2 separate regions of the Homo sapiens genome follow, and region 2 is linked to region 1. A link is a loop called in an ENCODE intact Hi-C map of the cell type or tissue named here. Cell type or tissue: endothelial cell of umbilical vein. All regions are shown on one strand.

Evidence for each region. Hi-C counts contacts between places; a loop is a spot of excess contacts. Peaks named below come from ENCODE experiments on the same cell type or tissue, not always from the same donor. Only the 100,000 strongest peaks of a DNase experiment are listed, where the experiment ranks them.
Region 2: it touches region 1 in a loop (2.7-fold over the local background); 2 of 110 quality-filtered maps call a loop at or near these places.

What each region holds. Positions count from the first base shown.
Region 1 is chr12:59,071,979-59,079,978 of GRCh38, forward strand. The region is part of intron 3 of LRIG3-DT (LRIG3 divergent transcript); the gene reads left to right. Among named protein-coding and RNA genes, the nearest start is that of LRIG3-DT, 160 kb to the left of the region's middle. In endothelial cell of umbilical vein, no CTCF peak of the experiment used is centred here; DNase peaks (open chromatin) are centred at 3,323, 4,313, 4,853, 5,823 and 1 weaker place; H3K27ac peaks cover 3,439 bases.
Region 2 is chr12:58,958,135-58,966,134 of GRCh38, forward strand. All of the region lies in intron 2 of LRIG3-DT (LRIG3 divergent transcript), which reads left to right. Among named protein-coding and RNA genes, the nearest start is that of LRIG3-DT, 41 kb to the left of the region's middle. RefSeq lists an enhancer at 7,625-7,794. In endothelial cell of umbilical vein, no CTCF peak of the experiment used is centred here; a DNase peak (open chromatin) is centred at 3,967; H3K27ac peaks cover 1,634 bases.

The DNA.
Region 1 (8,000 bases):
ACATGTTTGATTTTACATCTTATCAAAATATTTTTTTTAAAGAATTCCTGAAATACTCCCTGGAAAATGTGTCATGGTTTAAGTGTCTCCAAAGTTTTCTTAGAATTTCAAAAGAGTTTTCAGTGTGGACACATATACATTAAGAATATACTTGAAGCTATGTTGTTTTTCTGGACCCCCTCTAAAGGAAGAATGTAAGAAGGTGTTTTAAGTTGTGTTAGTTTAGTTTTGTTTTTAAACTGAATTGATAGAATACTCTGGCATTAGGCAGACAAAGAATAAATTTTGCTTGTAATTAGCTCTAAGTATTCCTTCTTACATAGCTTTGCTTCCTGTGTTTTACCTACCCTGTTCAATGCCAATTTATAGAGGTGAGTGACGGCTACCTCTGTATTTTTTATTCAGGAACTTTCCCAAGAGTAGAGAGAATAAAATCTTCGAAAAGAATATTTCATTCAACATAAAACTTTGTTTTCCATTCCATTTTTGAAGCCAACCTTAACATTGTAGGGGATGCCTGGCTTAGGCAAAAGCATTCTGTCTCTCTCTCTTGATCCATGCCCATGGCTCTCTGTACATAACGTGTATAAGGTGTGTAGTGGTTTCAGAAGAGGAGGGGGAGCTGTAGGGAATAAAAAGTTCATGTTAAGCAGGAGTAACACGTGCCGGGTAAAGGAAGATTAACCTCATTCTTAGAATATGTGTTTTTCCTCAACTCACAAAGAAAAATCATTTCATAGATAAGAAGAGTGTCAATCCTTGTCACGGAGCCTTTTGAAGTCATCATTTATAGTGCTTATTTGAGTATTGTTATCCTTTCTCTCTGGATACTGCAAAATCTTTAGTGTGCTTGGATTTCCATGGCCAACTCTACAAGAATTTAGATCAGTGTTGCTTAAAGTGGGGACCAAGGATCTATGTGGGTCCCAGAACTGTTTGTTAGTACCTGATGATGAGATAAAAAGTTGGGGTCAGAATTGCTAAGCATATTGTTTATTCATTTAATGTTTTTTATGTAGCTAGACTTTCTTGATTATTTCCTGGAGTGCTGGAAACAAACAAAGACAGGTTACCTTGAGTAGCAGTTATTTATCTTTCGGCCTCTGTATTAATGTTAAATATGCGAAAACATTTAAGTACTTGTTGTGAAAAAATGAATGTTTGCTGATAAAACTGTACAGCAGCCTGGAGAGTCAGAGATCCTGGGCCTTAGTTTAGACCCTGGTGCCTACCAACTGTGTGACCTGAAGCAACCATCTCTGGATTTCTTCATTTGCAAAGTGAGCTGGAATTGTTGTGGATTAAACATTTTAATGACATGTAAGAAATTTAAAGGAATGAGTGCATCGAAGCATTACATTCTCACATCCAGACTCACGTTGTTAACATATTAAAATTGACCATTGATTGAATGAGAGGACAGGGGCTAAATGTGTTAAGTTTAAAATTTAATTTAGATACTCCACAACTCTTATCCCTTGAATATTTCCCATCTTTAAACGCATACTTTGGTAGGCCAAAAAATCTTCTTGTGGTCATAGTGTGTCTTCATTGCTATAATAATGTTCTGGAAATATACTCTAGCCAAAAATCTCATTTATTTCCCTGCCACTGTTGTGAAGAACCATGACAACATCTATTTTCTCTTTTTTACAAATCCACAAGACCTAACAACCTTTAATCTGCAGAAGAATATATTAAAAGTTGACAATGTTTTTTCTGCACCGCTATGTATGGTAAAACCTTACTCGTTTTCTCATTTTTTACTCATGACAATAGCAATATAAGTAGGTGTTGCAGATATTTCAGTGATACTTCAAACAGGATCTTTTCCATGAGGCAAACAGAACCAAATGCAAAGTTGAAAAACATTAAGAAAAGGTATTTTGCTAGAAACAGAAATAGCATTTCAAGTGATTTGTTTTGGGAAAAGCTTGCAACGTTACCAAAAATTAACATAAGTAAATTTGTTCTTTTTATTAAACAGAAATATCATTCAATAAGCTGGTCAACTAATGTCATTCGAATCTGGGTTGGGGGTGGTTTTCCAGGTTGTATTTTGGGGTGTGTGTGTATGAGTTTGCATTATTGTCCTTTTCCTCTTTCCATCCCTCTCAGTAATCTGTCACTGTCCACTGGGTTGAATGCATTGGAACCTCTTTTTTTTTTTTTTTTTTTTTTTTTTTTTTTTTTTGAGACGGTGTCTCGCTCTGTTGCCCAGGCTGGAGAGTGTAGTGGCACAATCTTGGCTCACTGCAACCTCCTCCTCCCAGGTTCAAGCAATTCTCCTGCCTCAGCCTTCCAAGTAGCTGGGACTACAGGCAAGCACCACCATGCCTGGCTAATTTTTGTACTTGTAGTAGAGACGGGGTTTCACCATGTTGGCCAGGCTGGTCTTGAACTCCTGACCTCAGGCGATCCACCCACTTGGGTCTTCCAAAGTGCTGGGACTACAGGTGTGAGCCACCACGCCCAGCTGGAGCCTCTCTTTAGTGTTCCAGATGCCTCCATAATGTAGGAGTACCCAGTATTTTCCAATTCCTTTTCTCCCTAATTGTTTGCATAGTGCATCCCACAAGTCCAAGTTGACTACTATTCCAGATCTCTTCTCCAACACCACATCCCTGTTCTTTTGGTATCTTTCCATCTAGAGCCTTTTGCCTAAATTGCTTACTTACTCATTTCCAACTCAAATTTGAAGTCAACAAGCTGTTATAGGTTTAGCCCACTGCTGTATTTTGACAAGGTAGGTGCTCACATGAATATTTGTTGAGTTAAATTATTTAAATACAACCTGCCAAAAGCTGGGTCAGTTTCTTCTTTCTTGATATCAGATTCCTAACACTTCAGTTGGACGTGCTAGCTATCTCCTTTAGACATATACAGCATTTTCTTTGAACACATCTTGTGACATTTATACTAGTATCATGTTAAAAACACAGGATTTGTTGTCAGACAGAAGTTCAAACCTCGGCTGTCAAATCTTGAACATGTGATTAAATTTCTCAAGGATGCAGTATGTTCTGTCAGGTGAGGATGTTGATGCCTACCTCATAAACTTCCATGAAGATTACATGGCATAATATGTATGCAAAGTGCTTTGCTTCCTGTAAGCATTTCATCATCATAATAGCAAACACTTGTACATACTAATGTGCCAGGCACTGTTTTAAATTCTTTATGTTTGATAACTCATTTGTTCCTCACCACACAATGAAACAGACGCTATTCTCCCTGTTTCCCACCTGAAGAAACTAAATCACAGAAGGATAAATTATCTTTCCAAGCACACAGACCTGGCAGGCTGTAAGAGTCAGGATTAAAACCAGGATGTCTGGGCTGTGCATTTAGCCACTCTGGTATACAGCTGCTCAGGAGTTGTGTATTGTTCTCTCCTCCTTATCATAAGGAAGCGTGTAATGTAATGGAAAGTGTCATGAAACTTGAATTTTACTTCTAGATTATCAGCAGCTGTTTACTCTTAGGCAAGTCATTTATTCTCTTTAAGCCGTAGTTTGGTATTCTTATCTAGGAAAAAAAGGATTTGAGTAGCAATCACCTTCTTTTTGTCTTCCTGGCATTCTTTTTTGGGGGAATTGCCCCTCTTCCAGTGTATTCCAGAAGGACTCTCAGTCACTGTCAGTGGCCATCAGCTCCGCTACTGCAGGGCTTCCTACTCCCAGACAGAGATGGTCTGTGACTCCCCTGGGTTGAGCATATGAGCAATGCAGGATTAGAATAGTGTGTATTTGTGGCCGGGCGCGGTGGCTCACACCTGTAATCCCAGCACTTTGGGAGGCCGAGGCGGGCAGATCACGAGCTCAGGAGATAGAGACCATCCTGGCCAACATGGTGAAACCCCGTCTCTACTAAAAATACAAAAATTAGCTGGGCGTGGTGGCGCATGCCTGTAATCCCAGCTACTCAGGAGTCTGAGAAAGGAGAATCACTTGAACCCGGGAGGTGGAGGTTGCAGTGAGCTGAAGCCGAGATTGGCCGCTGCACTCCATCCTGGTGACAGAGCGAGACTCAGTCTCAAAAAAAAAAAAAAAAAAAAAAAGGAATAGTGTGTATTTGTAAACTGTATAGAACTGGGGGAAAGCAAGCCCTTTTGTATTTTTCAAAATACATAAGCTGAAATAATCATGAAGGCATGAAGCTGTCAGGGACCATCTCTGCCACCAGATGGAGAGAATTTGCTTGAGACAGAATCCAAAATAAAGAAAGCAGAGATGTGAAATGCGGTTTGGGTGGAGAGAGACAGAGAGAAAGAGAGACAGAATGACCATTATGACAATGAGTTTGGTACCTGGATTCAGCTATATCTGAAGTCAGTCTACTGCTATACTTTTCAGTTTTGTGATCCAACAAAACACTTGTCTCCCCTACAGACAAGTTTGAGTTGGCGTTCTTTCATTTGTAAGAGAAAAAGTTCTTATTCACACAGACTTAAGGAGATCATCTCCCTTTTAACTACAGTGTTTTGTAAACTTAAGTTTCATTATATCTTTGCAGTCATAAAGAAATATATTTTTGAGCAAACAGATATTCAATGAATTTTTAAAAAATAAATTGAATTGTTGAGCCTATGTAATTCAGGATAAAAATAGGTGTATCTGGGATCTTGAACATATATTTCAAATGACTTTTATAGTTTCTTGGTGATTGACTACTTTGATCATGATCTAAAATAATTTAAAGCCAATGTTTCATTGGCTTAGATATTTTTCTTAACCAGCTGACTTCTTCTAAACCTTGTTTGGAAAGTCAACACTCTAGAGGACTGATGCAAATTAAAGTGTTTTCCTGGGCACAGAGATAAGTGTCTTCCTGAAATCACAAGCAAAACACAAGATAGAATTGTTGAGGGTTGAGTAGGATGTAAAGGGAATTTCCAGTCATTGCCTCTGCAAAATAATATAGGGTCAGAAAGTTCAAAGGGGCTCTGGGAAGGAAAGAACAGAATGGCCCCCTCAATCAGAATTATATCCATTTTATGTTAAAACCACCGAACTACTTTCAATCTGGTACATATGTATTATACATATACCTACTGCAGCTTACATGCAAATGTGTTCATATACTTAGAACCACATGCAATGATCCCCTCTGCAATTATTCACAAATTAATCCTCCAAAAAGAAAGCAAGCTCTCTTAAATCTCTCCCATGTGCCAGGAAGTATGCTAAATGCTTTATACATTATCTCATAATTCTCTCAACAGAGATATGAGACAGATCTCTCCCATTTTATAGATGGTGAAATTGAGATTTAGAGTTTAAATAACTTGCTCAAAGTCTCACACCTACGAAGCAGTTTAAGTCATTCTGGCTTAAATACTCAACTTTAATCACTGTGCTATGTTGCCCCTCCCAGGTGTAATCTGTTTTAAAGATAAAAATACAGAGATATTGCCTGCCCAACAAAAGAGGTTGTAAAGTTTAGTATTCTTGGAACGAGGCAGAAGGAGTGGGTATATGATACATGGGAAAAAATCAAGTTATAAACATTTAGGAGGCTAATACTGGGGGAAAAAAGACGAAGACACATATTCCCTTCCTAGAAGTGATAAATCCTATTTACTGAGACTTAGTTTATTTTATGTAAATTCTATGTTTAACGTGAACTCATAGTTTCACAGCTCAAACCTGTTTGGCTGCTAACATCCTCCTTAGAGCTCTGCCAGCCAGAAAGTAAGCCAAACAGCAAAGCAATGCATGCTACAGCCTGCCAGATGCAGCTGCTGAAATCTAGCAGCAGATTTAGTGTTTCCTGTAGAGGCCTCCTAAAAACAAAAGTTCCCAGCTTGTTTGTATGTGACCAGCTTATGTTTCCATGATGCCTTGGACCATGGCTTTTTAGGGGTCATTTCATTTCATAAACCTTGTTCTGACTCTATAGGGAGTCCACTGCGTTCACACAGCCATGCTCATGGATATAATGAAATTTGATTTTTAAGTGGAAAATACATTGTTTATTATTAGCTTACAAACCAGACTTTTCCAAATCATGCAAAAGATTAGGGCAGTGTTTGATGCAACGTTCATCCATTTACTGAGGTGATGGAGACAAGGTCATGCTTGCTGATGAGATGAAACTTTAAATGCCTTGAAAATGTGGGAGGTCTTTGTGAGACTAAGCAAGGAATTCCATATAGCACAACACACACAGTGTTAGCTAGCTGCCCACATCTGTGTGTGGCTCAAGCAGAAATAGTGATGGAGTCTCTTAGAGCTAGGGATTGGTTCCCAACGGCCTCAACCCAAAGAGTTATACAAGCTTTGGGGAATAGTTTTAGTGTAATTGCACATGTGGTTCTTTTTTGTGACGTCAATCTAAGAGCCGATTCAACATTACTGAACCTTAGATTTTTGTCTCAAACACTTCTTTAAAAGTTTAGAAGATGCAATATTTCCTTATATCTAGCTTAATGTATTTGTTACATAAGCTTCTATAGAATGAGGTTATGAGAAAACATACTTGATATTTTTACCTAGCAAGTGTTTTAATAATTTGAGGCATTATACTTTATTTTTGTTAACACTTACTGAAAGCTGTCTGTATATTAGACATATAATATATATTTAGTCTCCATGTAAGGTTTAGTGCATTTTATTCCTTTGCTCCCTTTGTTGCTGTCTCCCTTTACTAGAATGTAAGCACTACAAGGGGAAGTTGTTTTGTCTGTTTTATCCAGTGATAAATCCTAAGCACCTCCAATCATGATTGGCTCAGTTAGGTTTTTAATAAATACGTTTTGTACAAATGAACAGGGAGTATACTCAGGGTTTTATAGACATATCCCTTTGAATCTTCATATCAACCCATATAAGCATGTTATGTTTTCATTCCTATTCACTGATAAGGAAAATGAGGCTTTGAGAATTTAAATAACAATTTCTCAAGTCCATATAGCAGATAAATAATCAGCCTGAATTCAATTATTGAACTCTTTCTCCGAACTCCATGTTTCTGATTTCTGGTATACGTTCTCCTCTTAAGCAATTGTGTGTAAAATCTGAGTTGTATGGCTAAAATGTCAGGCTCTCTTCTGGATAAAGAAAGTCCCAGAGGGGAGGAGAAGGGTTGTCATGGTCTCTAGAACCCCAGGGAGTTTCTGGGGTGCATCACTGTCTTTGCCACCTAGTCTGACTGTCAGAAGGCTGGGGAAGAGGTCATCATTTTGAGGTTCCTCTTTTACTTGTCTGACAGTGAAACAGCTATGGAGAAGAAAGAACCAGGCACCTAGTGAAGCATTAAGAAATCATTCCTAGCCCTGTCTCTCGATTTCTTCATCAGCTTGGGTGTGTCTGTGTTCTCGAAAATACACAGGTTTGAACAGAGCATGTTTGTGGTTTGGATTTAAAGAGGAAGGAAAAAAGAGAAAAGGATTGAAGAAAAAGCAAGGCAAATAAAGGAAATGAGTGCTTCCGACACTGAGGAAAAATAAAGTTATAAAAACAAATACTAAGAACGGTATATTCATTAGAAGCTATTCTCCTTCTAGAACAGGAGAAAAATTCTCCATAACATTGGTACCAAAATATGCAGTCAAATCTTCCTAGAACCCTGGGGTCGTGAGTGTTTCACCAGCCACTTGCTGCTGTCGTTCTGATCTGCCTATTAGTCTTATTCGCTTGATCATTCTCCTCTACCTCTCCCTTGTTCTTTTGTTCATGGTTTTGCACCTCTTGAATGGGAAGTCTGAGTGATGACTCAGACATATTAAGACACATTTTATGCATTAAGATTTTTTAAAAATGGCATGTAGACACTAACATCATGCTTTTCCTAAAGACAGAATTACGTTTGCCTGGAATTCTGTGTTGAAAAATCTGAAGATGCACTAATAAATACTTGATGCCTAGTACCTTGACCTTCTCTTTGGGGACCAAGATCTAGCTTGAATATTATCTGTGACCTTTTAGGTTATTTAACTAAACTGAATAATTAAAAGTTTTTTATTGTTCAGTAACCTGAAAGTAGGGTGTGCATTTGAG
Region 2 (8,000 bases), 110 kb before region 1:
GTATATTTATCAAAATAAGAAATTAACATTTGGGCTTCCCCAGTTTTTATACTATCTGAGTTCATTCAGGTTGCTATGAAAAATACCTTACACCTGTTAATTTATAGATAACAGAAACTTATTGCTCACAGTTCTGAAGGCTGGGCAGTCCAAGATCAATCCAAGATCAAAACACTGGCAGCTCTTTTGTAGAGTATCCTTCATTTTGAGTTTGTCTGATATATTCTTATTATTACATTGATGTTATGAATTTTGAGATATACCCCAGAAGTGATATATTTGTGTTGCATTGTACTGGGGCCTTTGTAAGATTTTTGACAAAAAATACATGTATTCTCTCATTAGATATATTTAAGTAACAGATAGATGACTATTTGCAATGCTGAATGAATCTCTGTGCTGTGTGGGGCTGGATCTTCAAGACCCCTTTCAACTCTAAAAGTCTAAAACTAATAATTGAGCATTGCAAATAAAAAGTCACATATGAAAGATGAATATGAAATTTGAGTAGAGCTAAAAGACTAGAGAATTAATTTTCCAAATAGTGATCCCTACTTTAAAGAGTATTAGGGTTTTCCTACCTGGGGGCTGAACTCAGAATGTGTTCTCTGCTTTGTACTGGGGGCTTTTCCCAATGTGGAATTGGGAATGTGGAATCCCAATGTGGAATTGACCTTCAGTCAATTTCCCCTTATTATAGCCCCTGAAGTGGCATCTGTAAATGCATGTTTGCTATGGGTAATTGAAGCTACTAGGTTTCTCTTGTGGTTTTCCTCTGTGTTACTAAAGATTAAATTGATGTGTAGTTGAGTAGCAAGCCATCTAATTTGAAAGATAGAAATGACCTGACTCTAACTATGAGTGTAGTTTGGATATGTTAAGTAACCTTTTTGTCTTAATTTTTCCAGCTGTGAAGCATAATTCCTACTGAAATATATTGACTTCTACAAGTATTGGACTAAAAACATATCTCCAGAAATATAACACCTACCCCTGGGAAAGTCTGATGTAACATGGTTAACCTAGAAGAGTTAATGCTGTGTGTCAACATATGCCTTGTAAAGGTGCTACATTATATAATTGTAAAAATGAAAACACTAAACAAAAGAGTTTATTTGAAATCTACTAAAGTCCCTCTGGTGAAAAGGAGGCACGATTTTAACACTGTAAATGCTATGTTGGCATGTCAGCTGTATATCTTGGAAAGACCACAGTGCTATGGAAAATGGTCTCAGAAATTAGAATGCCTGATTTAGCCAAAAGGCTTCAGCCACCTGCCAGATATATGACCCCCTAACAAATCATCTAATTGCACCACTTGGCTTCTTCATCTGTTACAGTAGACAATCAGACATGAATTCTAAGATTCCACCTCCTAAAATCTATAATTCTTTGATTTTTTTCAAGACCTCAGCCTACATATCCGTAAAGTGATTGATTCTGTCTTGCTAATACTGTTCATAAATACATATTTCTGATATTCCTTTGACCATTCAGAAAATGCTTGGCTACCCATTTTTTCCAGCCTGAAAAAGCAACTTAAAAAATGGTTAATCATTTGTTTGAAAAAATTGATACTTTTTTGTTATATATAAAATGACCTCTTCAATCTCAACAGAGAATATGGGATCTGGTCATGTTTGAAATAGAAAATGATGTCATAAGTAAATACGTATAAAATTTAATGATTAAACTATCTGCTCTAGATGTTCCAAGTTATTTTATTGGCATGAAAACTGTAAAGTGTTTGGAAAACAGTTTCATTGTGACAGGTATAATCAACACATTTTCTATAGTTGCAGACCTGTTCACAAACAATGTTAAAAGAAAAATAAAGTGACATAATGTCTGGGAAAGAATTCCCTAATAGAAACAGACCCAAGTCCATGGTTTGTGGTTTTGCAAGTATATAATTCCTTCTGGGAGGCCTTCTGGACAGATTTGTATCTATCCTAAAAGGAGTATCTATGTTTAACTGCACAAAGGTGATATCTCTTCTGTGTGGTCTGGTCCCTTCTGTTATCCTTGCTGATCTAAGAGAAAGAAGCATGTTACCCTATCAAACTCCAAACTACACTTTATGAACATCTACTTCCTTCTGTAACCTTTGCCAGCTCTAGCTAACCCTTAAAGGTTCAGGACAAAATACCTTTTGAGGGTCTTTAATGTCAGCTTCAGTCAATTTCTCATCATGCTGAAAGGCAAATGGAGCTTTGTGATAGGCCAAATGTGTCATGAATAAGCAAACATACCAATTCATGTTGAATTCTAGTGTGGGATCATTCCCATTTAAGAGTTATTTGTTTTTAAAAATAATGGGGAATCAAACTCTTCAATTATGATTTTTTGTAATAGTTTTAATGGTTTACAATAGACCACCTTCAAATAAATATATCAGCTGCTTTGGTGATCAGTTTCAAAATCAGAATATTCAAATTTACATAGAAAATGGCAAAATCAAACACACTTTTCAACAATGCCTATAAAACTTGTCATTACACTATAAATATGAATATCACACTCAATCTCAGTTGTGTAGTAAATGTTTAACAGCTAGCTCTCTGGGGGAAAACCTTTGATATTTGTAGTGTTTGCCCATGTTCATGGTGTAAATAATCTCATTATGGCCAATTTCAAGCAACCCAAGTTATTGAATATGGAATTGGGAAGAAATGTGTACAGTCAGCTCTAGTACACCACTGATCATACCCATTAGATGAATGAAGAAAGATGAAAACCATTTGGCAGAGTCATAGACGGCAAAAGGCCTGTTTCCCAGGTTCAGTCCTGCAAGCCCAGCAATTTCAGACGTAATTGCCTACTTCACAACATTAAGAATATGTTTCTGGTCAGGTGCAGTGGTTCGAGTCTGTAATCCGAGCTACTCAGGAGGCAGGGGTGGGAGGAAGGCTTGAGATCAGTAGTTCGAGACCAGCCTGGGCAATGTGGTGAGACTTTCTAAAAAAATTAATTAATTAAAAAAATAGTAATTTTCTGTACAAAAGTAGATTAAAACCAAATGTAATTTCTTTTTGATAATACTTTTTACCACTATTTAAAAAATGAATTCTTAAGAATTGAGTAATTTTCATTCAAAATTACATGTGTAAGAGATTCCTCTACATGAAATTAGAGAGTACTCTTAGGCTGTTCAGCCATACAAAGCAGACAAATAAGTGAATAGTGAGTGTCCTGTTGCTCAGCCACTGAATAAAGACAGCCCTGGAGATCTTAGCTGTCGCAGCTTCCTATAACTTTGAAGAAAAGAAATTTGAGAGCTAGGACTTTGCTCCCATGGGCTGTGCAACGCGATCTGGTTGCACCCTTTTGCCATGTCATAGAAAAGTCAAATCCTCTTCCTTACTTTTGGGTCCTAATTAAGCCTTATTTTAAAAGAACAGCTAAAATTACAATTCTGACATTTGACAGGAAAGACTCTGAAGATAAACTTGGCAAATGGTTACTTAAAGTTCTTAGCTAATGAAAGTATTTATTTGTTTTATGGTGTTTGCTGTAATCAGAACACATATACGTTCACACCTCTTTTGAATGCTTGTATTCATTAAATGTCTGCTTAAAATACCTCTTCCTCAGGCTAAGGACTTCCCTCTGCCCCATTTCTGGAGGGAATGTTCATTTAAATGTTACCTTCATAAATCTTTTAAAAATAAATATTTTACATATTTAAGATACACAACATGACATTATCAGATACATATATAGTAAAATGATTACTACGATGAAACCAATTAACATATTCATCATGCCATCTAGCTACTCACCCACCCCACATCCCCCCACCCTCGCCCCCATGACAAGAGCAGCTATAATCTCCTGAACACTTTTTCTGTTTCTCTTCTTTCTCTCCCTTTCTTCTTTCCTGCTGCCCTCTCTCCCCACTCCCCCCAGCTCTTTTCATGAAGAATGTGAAGAAATAAACCCGGAAATTGAAACACAAATACAGGAAATTCCAGGGTAAGCTTCATATGGGAGAGTTAATATGGTCATCAGGATGTTGCATTTTAGACTCTTCTGATGTATTGACTATACTAGTATAAGGTAACCAGATGTCCTACGTTAGGCAAGACGGTGTCTGAGATTTCAGCTTGTTTTCTCTTGACAATATTTCTCCTCAAATGCTGCTACTAAAGCCACCCTGTTTACTGGCTTATTTTGATTATAGAAATGCTGAAAGCCTCCCTGACAATCCTACTTGTCTTCTGGGGTCCTGGGAAGTGGGCATTTGACCGCATGTTCTCACTTATAGGTGGGAGCTAAACAATGACTACACGTGGTATTAAGGTGGAAAGAATAGACACTGGGGATTCCAGAAGGTGAAAGTGAGGGAAGGAGGCCAGGCTAAAAACTATCTAGTGGGTACTATGTTCATTATTTGGGTTCACTAGAAGCCCAACCCCCAATATCATCCAACATACCCATGTGACAAACCTGCACATGTACCCTCTGAATCTTAAGAATAAAAGAGAAAGAGAGAGGACACACAGATTTCCATTAAATATTTCAACTTTTCTGTGTGGCTGAAATTTTTCATTCAAATTAAAAAATAATAGGAAGAAAAAGAAAGTGGATATTTGATCTGAGATGAGCTACGATAGTACTCAAAAGGCAGCAGCAGAGAACTCAATCATTCACTAGCTGGACCAGTCATTGCCATCTAGCAGAGAACAAGTCCGTAGCCAAGGGCCTTCCTTTCTAGTGGCAGAGGTAAAGAAAGGTGCTTTGCTTGAGCATCATGAGGATTCTTTGCTTTACCAAACTTTAGTCAGGTTCCTGGACCTTCTCCTAGGCCCATCTGTGCACCTCCTTGTAAAATCCAGTTTTAGAAAGTCCCTGCTAAGTTTGTTTAGTCGGGATCCCCCATCCTTTGTATCAGATCATTCTTTATTTTATTTTATTTTATTTTATTTTATTTTATTTTATTTTATTTTATTTATTTATTTATTTTTTGAGATGGAGTCACCCAGGCTGGAGTGCAGTGGTGTGATCTCAGCTCACTGTGACCTCCACCTTCTGGGAGTCAGGCGATTCTCCTGCCTCAGCCTCCCGAGTAGCTGGGACTACAAGCACGCACAATCATGCCCAGCTAATTTTTTTTTTTTTTTTTTTGAGACGGAGTCTGGCTCTGTCACCCAGGCTGGAGTGCAGTGGCACAATCTCGGCTCATTGCAAGCTCCGCCTCCTGGGTTCACGCCATTCTCCTGCCTCAGCCTCCCGAGTAGCTGGGAGTACAGGTGCCCGCCACTACGCCCAGCTAATTTTTTGTATTTTTATTAGAGACGGGGTTTCACCGTGTTAGCCAGGATAGTCTTGATCTCCTGACCTTGTGATCCACCCGCCTCGGCCTCCCAAAGTGCTGGGATTACAGGTGTGAGCCACCGTGCCCGGCCTTTTTTTTTTTTTTTTTAGTAGTGACGGGCAGGCTGGTCTCGAACTCCTGACCTCAAGTGATCCGCCTGCCTCGGCCTCTCAAAGTATTGGGATTACAGGCATGGGCCACTACACCTCGCCAATATCAGATCATTCTTGATATCTTATCAGGTTCTTCCTTCTCCACCACTCCCCAAGTGATGTCTGATCTCCCTGGTCTTCAGCAAGAATCCATTTAGGATGGTTTAGTAAGAAACTCCAATACCCACAATGTTTCCTTTATCCACTGACCCTCACCCTGCTCCTTGGCTATAAAGTCCCACTTGCCCATGCTGTATTTGGAATTTAATCTAGTTTTGTACTGAGGTCTCTTTTCACCTATTACAATAGTCCTGCAAAAATTTGGTTTTACTGTTTTAACTGCTGTCCAGCTATAGTTTTTCTTTGAACCAGCATTGATGCAAGCAGCACCTGGAGACAGGAGAAGAGGGAGGCTAGTAAGAAGGAAGTAATTATCTTAAGGATCAGTGAAGTAGTAAAAGCCGAAGGCTACCTGGACACACTTGACATTTCCCCTGCCCTATTGTTCTCAGAAAATTCTGTCTCTAGCTTCATTTCCTGGTCTTACTTTCACCCCCACTTTAAATTATATCTATCTATCTATCTATCTATCTATCTATCTATCTATCTATCTATCTATCTATATATGTACTTATATATATATATATGTGTGTGTGTATTTTGTTGCTTTTTTTTGAGATGAAGTCTTTCTCTGTTGCCCAGGCTGGAGTGCAGTGGCACGATCTCGGCTCACTGCAACCTCCGCCTCCCGGGTTCAAGCAATTCTCCTGCCTCAGCCTCCCGGGTAGCTGGGATTACAGGTGCCTGCCACCACGCCTGGCTAATTTTTGTATTTTTAGTAGAGACAGGGTTTCACCATGTTGGCCAGGCTGGTCTCGAACTCCTGACCTCAGGTGTTCCACCCACCTGGGCCTCCCAAAGTGCTGAGATTACGGGTGTGAGCCACCACACCTGGCCTGTATTTTTTTATTTTTATTTTTATTTTTTGAGATGAAATGTCTTCTGTGGCCCAGGCTGGAGTGCAGTGGCACTCCAGTAACATCAGTAGGGATAGCATCAGGTTCAGGAGGCTGAGAAAGAGACTCAGATCCAGCAAACAGGACATGGGGTCTTATTGAAGGAAACTTACACATAGAGCTGGTCCAGTGGCAGTGAGCTGTACAGGAGAACTGCAACCACTTGCAAGAAGCATGTGGTTTATATGACATTTCACTTAGCACCCTCTCCCTAACAACCTCCACCTGGCAGCCTTCATTTAACCCAAAACAAAGGGGCTTGATTCCTCGAGTGGCCCGTGTTCCAAGGGAACAGGCCAGAAACTCAGGTGTTCTTCATAGATAAGGAATGAATCTTGGTGTTGGCTACTCCTAGGTTCCACAGTTTGGAATTCTGAACGTATATACATTCAGGTGCATCTACCAAACAGGGTCATTCTCAGGATTTGATTAAGATTTTGCTATCGGGTATGTCTACTATACATGATCATAGCTTACTGCAGCCTCTAACTCCTGGGGTCAACAGATCTTCCTGCCTCAGCCTCCCTAGTAGCTGGGACAACAGGCAGGTGCCACCACACTCAGCTGATTAAAATTTTTTGTTGTTGTTTGTTTTGTTTTAGAAGTAGAGTCTCACTATGTTGCCCAAACTGGTCTTGAACTCATGGCATCAAGCAATCCTCCTGCTTCAGTCTCCTAAGTAGCTAGGATTACAGTCTCCAACCACTGTACCGGGCATCCACGCACCTCTATAAAAATTCGTTTACTTTTGTTGCTCAAGATAATACTTATTTGTGAATCCAGTGGGCATTTATTCCTCGAATTTCCACAACCAGGGGAAAAGCCTATCAACTTGACTTGATTGATTCTCTGTTATCTGACAATGCCCATTTCCTGATTTTACACATCAGATGGATTTCTTAACCCAGAGCATTATCAACCTATCAGTGAAGATGCATCCCACATCTGTGCTGAGTCTCTATATTTGAAATCACATCTGAAATTTATGTTGATTTTCTGCTAGTGATGAAATCCTACATTTAAATTTGTGCCACCCCATAGTTATATAAGTAAATAGAGTCTGGTCAGAGTATGTGGAGTATCCAAGCCTTCCATGAGCTGATCCACTCATGTTTCTAGTCTGACCTTCTGTCATTCATTACCTGCCACACCCAAACCTGAGCTCCTAGCATGCGCACAGTTGAATCATCAGGCACACTTTGCAGCTTCCTATTTGTCTGTCTCCGTACAGGCTTTTCCTTCTGGCTGGAATGGACTCCTCTCGACTTCCCTTTTCTCACCTCTGCTTGAAATATGTGCACCTTTTCATAATGGTAAGACAAATAAAATAAATTCAGTTTGAAGTTTTAACAAGGAAAAAGAAATCTGAAATGTAAAGGCCAATAATAATCTGCATCTGCCCCAACATGGTGTTTGGAATTTTTCAACCATGATAAAGAATGATCTAAGCAAGGGTGTTTTTACACCATTCTTCTAATGTTCTTTATTTCTTACTGGTGTCAAGACCTCACTGAT